Regions from separate parts of the Homo sapiens genome. Here region 1 is linked to region 2. A link is a loop called in an ENCODE intact Hi-C map of the cell type or tissue named here. Cell type or tissue: MCF 10A. All regions are shown on one strand. Region 1 has its middle 93 kb from the start of LINC01624. Region 2 has its middle 36 kb from the start of PSMB1.

Region 1 (2,500 bases), 340 kb after region 2:
TCCTCCAAGAGCCAGAGCGAACATGTGTGTTCAGTTAATCTTTCATGTCTTTCAACTTTAACACCATCTAGATTTCTGACATTCTGGAAAAATCTCTCTGCTTGTTTTTAAAGCTCATTTACTCACAGTGCTGTTATATTCATTCTAAAATTCAAAGCATAATTTGAATTTTTAAGTTTCAACAAATGTATCCTTAATTTCCTGTATTTCTAATTGGTTCTTACTCATAACTTTCCATTCCTGAGTCGCAGATACTGCATGTTCCTTTTGGCTCTCTGAGGCTATTGCTTACACTTTAAATGTTCTGTTTCGGTGGTGCTATTAGCTCAGTTTTCTCAAGTGCAAATTCTTTGGTAATCTTGTCTTCATGGCGTTGATGCTTCAGACGTCTGACTATATTTGACTGTGGGGTCGTCTTTGAGGTAGTTATTCCCCCGTACACAGCCTGCCAGAAAAGTCACCTTTTGGGGCTTGAGTTCTGGGTTATCCCAGGGAGAGTGGGAGATGAGTGGCCTCTGACCTCTGAACCTTGCTCTCTGGGCTGGCTCAGGCCTCCCCAGCACATCTCTGGCGCGGCCTCCTCTCCCTGGCCCAATTGCTGCTCTGCCTGGTCCTGACCCCTCTGCCAGCTTCCCAGCCTGGGTAAGGGGATCGGTAGCAGTTGGAAAGCCAGCCCCTTCTACTGGGACCTGGGGAACTCCCGTGTGCTCTCCAGGATGCACCTGCCTGCCTTCCTCCCTGGCGTGGAACTCCTGGAGTGGCTGTGTGCTCCCATGAGCCAGTCCAGGAGTGGGCGAATATTGGAACGGCAGCTGCATCTTTAATGGAACCTGTCCGGGTTTCCTGAGAGCTGCTGATTCTCAGAGAATTCCTGTTCTTTGTTTTTCCAGATGCCTCTCCATATGTTTACTATTTTTTCCTATCATTTCACAGTTTGATGTGCATATGGGGAAAGACTTCAGCATATGCTCAGCTTGCAATCTTAAGAGTGAATGCATTTCTATTCTTTCAAAATGTGATTAATAAGTTATATTCTATAAAGTGGAGCATGCCTTTTTAAATGGCTTTACTATTGTACAAATTCTGTTTATTTTGGAGGTATTGGTTCTTACAGCCATCAATAAAGACACCAATTATGTACTAACATATATAAGTCCCCGGAAGGAGACAAATTTATATTATGTTAGCAAATTGACTGTAAAATCCTCTTTTTCTGGAAAGATGATCTTCTTTTGGGAGGAAAACACAGATCTCCTAGAGAGAGTTTCCTCATAGCTGATATGTCTGAGGACGCCTGCCTAGATTTGCATTTCCTGACATTTTCCTGTAGTTGTGTGTCATGCATTTTAATCTAGTGACTCTAGCAGTTTGGTTGCTTAATGGATTTAGTAATAGGAGTTTTTTAAATAACACACAATCAGATGAAACACAATGCCAACATATCAACTGGTGCCAAGCACAAATATTTGTTTAGTGAACGAGCAAGACACATGTGGGAAGCGTGCGCTGCCTGATCCCAGGGTGCTGTTCAGACGCCGCCTCTCGCTCGGCCTCTAATCTAGGCTGTTCAGACGCCACCTCTCGCTCGGCTGCTAATCTAGGTTGGAAGATTGGTGTTCAAGGGAAGAAAGCCTCTGGTGCCTTTGTTCACTCGTTAAACAGACGGGCATCACGTGTCAGTTCCATGCCTGGCACCGTGCTGCGTGCTGGGGTCACCTTTGCCCCACCCCGCAAGCTTGGTTCCAAGGAGAGCAGCTGATGCAGGGTGGGGTTGGGTGCTGGATGGGGCTGGGGAGGACAGCTGGGTGGCCCTGTCCTGGGTCATGTGCTGGATGGGGCTGCAAGACTCTCCAGAACCCATTCAGGGCCTGGCCGGCTTCCGGGCTGCTTGGAGGAGGCGCTCATATTACAAACCTACAAGGATGGGGCGCGGGGGTGCCTGCCTCAGGCAGTGTGGACCCCACGCGAGTGTACCGGCCTAAGCAAACCTGCATGGGCCCAGCCAGGGAAGCCCCACGCCATCAGCTACTGAACACCAGCTCCAGCTCGCTGGGTTCCTGAGGGCACAGGATCCTAGCCGTGCCAGTCACCTTTACCAGGAAATGTGTCATTTTGCCTGTGGCAGCCCAAATGGGTCCTAGACGAAGGCACCCTGTCTTCTCGTTTGCAGACCTCTGCTGTGCACAGTCATCTGAATCTCCCTCCCCACACATGCACAGCAGGAAAACAAGAGGCTACATGATTTTAGACCTGGAAAGGACCCCACTCTGCAATCCTGCTACACTTGGGAGAGAAGAAACGAGACAGAAAACAGGCCCAGAGAGGCCTGGGCTGCCCTGCCCGTGGCCAACATGGCCCTGGCAGAGCCCGGCACCCTCCTGCCTACCCAGAATTCTTTCTCCTGCATCCAGTGAAGGGGCAGAGCCCCAGGAGCCTGTGCCTGCTGAGTAACGGTGGGAAGATTGTATTCATACACCTGCAAAGGCGACGCCCGCCAGCC
Region 2 (2,500 bases):
CTTGTGAGGTTTCTGCCGAAAAGTCCACTGTTAGCTTGATAGTGTTCCCATTGTATGTGATTTGACTTTTTTCTGTAGCTATCTTTAAGATTTTTTCTTTAGAGTTGACCTTGGACAGTCTCATGACTCTCTATGCCTTGGTGATATTTGTTTTGTATAGTCTCTCACAGGTGTTCTCTGGATTTCTTGTATCTGCATGTCTACTTCTCCAGCAAGAATACGGAAATTTTCTTGAATGATTCCCTCAAATATGTTTTCCAGATTATTTACTTTTTATCCTCTCTCAGGAATGCCAATAGTTTATAAGTTTGGTCTATTTGCATAATCTCTTAGTTCTTGAAGATGTTGTTCATCTTTAAAAATTCTCTTTTCTTTATTTTCGTATGACTGGGTTAGTTCAAAAGACTGGTCTTCAAGCTCTGCAATTCTTTCTTCTGCTTGGTCCAGTCTATTGATAAAACTTTCAATTGTATTTTTAAAATTTCTTAAGTGAGTTTTCAATTCCAGAAGGTCTAATTGATTTCCCCCTTTGGAAGATGTTTGTCTCTTTCTTCATTTCGTGGATTGCTTTGAAAGTTTCTTTGTGTTGATTTTCAACCTTGTCTTAGATTTCATTCAGCTTCCTTGCAATCCATGCTTTGAATTCTTTATGTGTCATTTTTGAGTTTCCATTTTGGTTATAGATCATTGCTGGAAAGCTAGTTCAATTCTTTGGTGGAATCACTATATTCAAATTTTTCATGGTGTCATAATTCTTGTGCTGGTTCCTTCTCATCTGGAGATGTTGACACTTCTAATTTTTGTGAATATTTTCATCCAGGATTCTTATCTTTTTCTTTCTTTTACTATAGTAGTATTATTAGTTTTCTTTCCTTTTCCCTTTACCCCCTCCCTAGGGGTGCAACTGTAGAGAATGCTGGGTAGGGTCTTTTGGCTTTATTTCTATAGCCCTGTGCACTTCTTTCAGCTTTTATATTGGGCTGTGCAGTTCGACCTACAATCCAGTAGATGGCACTTATAGGTAAGAGCCAGCAGCAGCCAACGTGGCTGGGTCTATACTTGATCCTTCTTTAGTGGCCGAAGCTTACCGTTGCCTCAGGCAATGGGGTGATTCTGGATTGCACAGTGGTCTGAGCTCCCTGCTCAGCCCTAGGGGGTGGAATGGGGGCCACAGTGGGCAGGCCTGGACTGGGCAGGTCTGCCTACAGGTCCACCAATGGCAAGCACAAGCATCCTTTTACTTTCAATCTCCCTGTATCATTGTATTTGAAGTGAGTTTCTTATAAACAGTGTATATTTGGGTCATGCTTTAATTCACTCTGCCAATCTCTTCCTTTTAACTGGTTTATTTAGAGCACTTACATTTAATGAAATTGTTGATACATTAGGTCTGAAGTTGCCATCTTTTTTTAAATTTTCTGCTATTTCCCTCTGTTTTGTTTTTCTGTTATCCCTACCTTCCTATATATTTCTTGAATATTTTTGTTTTACAATTCCACTTTGATTTATGTATTGCACTGTTTAGTTTATCTCTTGGTATCGCTTTTCTACTTATTACACAAAACACGGTCTATCTGTGTTAGCATTTTACCAGCTCCCGTGAAAAGTAGGAAAAAAGGTGACCTCCTTTATGTCACCTCACCCTCCTCATTTATAATTTAATAATCATAAATATTTGATATTAATAATATGTTTAATGTAATTGTCTGAAATATTTCCTCCATGTGTATTTACAACCACATCAGTTAGGGTTATAATTTTTGCTTCAACTATCAAACATAATTTAGAATATTCAAGAGGAGAAGGAAAATGTATTTTTTAATCTATATTTTTACTATTTTCCTTGTTCTTTCTTTTTTCCTAATGATTGAGAACATGTCTCAGAGCGTCTGAGGAATGTGAGATATGAATTTTTTTTTTGAGAGAGACAGGGCCTTACTCTGTCACCCACACTGTAGTGGAGTACAGTGGCATGATCATAACTTATTACAGCCTTGAACTCATGGGCTCAAGTGGTCCTCCTGCCCCAGCCTCCTGCGTAACCAGGACTACAGACATGCACCGTCATGTCAAGTAATTTTTAAATCAATCTTTCCTTCTTTTCTTTTTTTCTTTCTTTCGTGGAGACAGGATCTTGATCTTACTGTGTTGCCCAGGGCGGTCTTGAACTCCCATTCTCAAGTGACCCTCTCACCTCAGCCTCCGAAAGTGCTAGGATTATAGGCATGAAACACCATGCCTGGCCTGATATGGAAAATGTATCAGACGCAGAGAGACATAAACATGAGACTCTAATCATGTCCTCTGCAGCCATACCTGGGGGCAAGTTTTTAAAGGCATTTTGATTTTTTTTCCCTTTCTTCTAGTTTCCAGGCTAGCTGATAAATTACCTAAAATGTTACCACAAGTTGCACAATGTAACTCTCATCCATAATCTTCATGTTCATGGAATTTGTGATACAAAGAAAAATGTATAGCCAACCAATCACTTTTGTTATTT

What was found. Peaks named below come from ENCODE experiments on the same cell type or tissue, not always from the same donor. Only the 100,000 strongest peaks of a DNase experiment are listed, where the experiment ranks them.
Region 1: it touches region 2 in a loop (6-fold over the local background); 2 of 110 quality-filtered maps call a loop at or near these places.

The regions. Positions count from the first base shown.
Region 1 is chr6:170,178,231-170,180,730 of GRCh38, reverse strand. No RefSeq gene overlaps it. Among named protein-coding and RNA genes, the nearest start is that of LINC01624, 93 kb to the left of the region's middle. In MCF 10A, no CTCF peak of the experiment used is centred here; DNase peaks (open chromatin) are centred at 1,450 and 2,110.
Region 2 is chr6:170,515,724-170,518,223 of GRCh38, reverse strand. No RefSeq gene overlaps it. Among named protein-coding and RNA genes, the nearest start is that of PSMB1, 36 kb to the left of the region's middle. In MCF 10A, a CTCF peak has its summit at 994 (motif pointing right); a DNase peak (open chromatin) is centred at 1,033.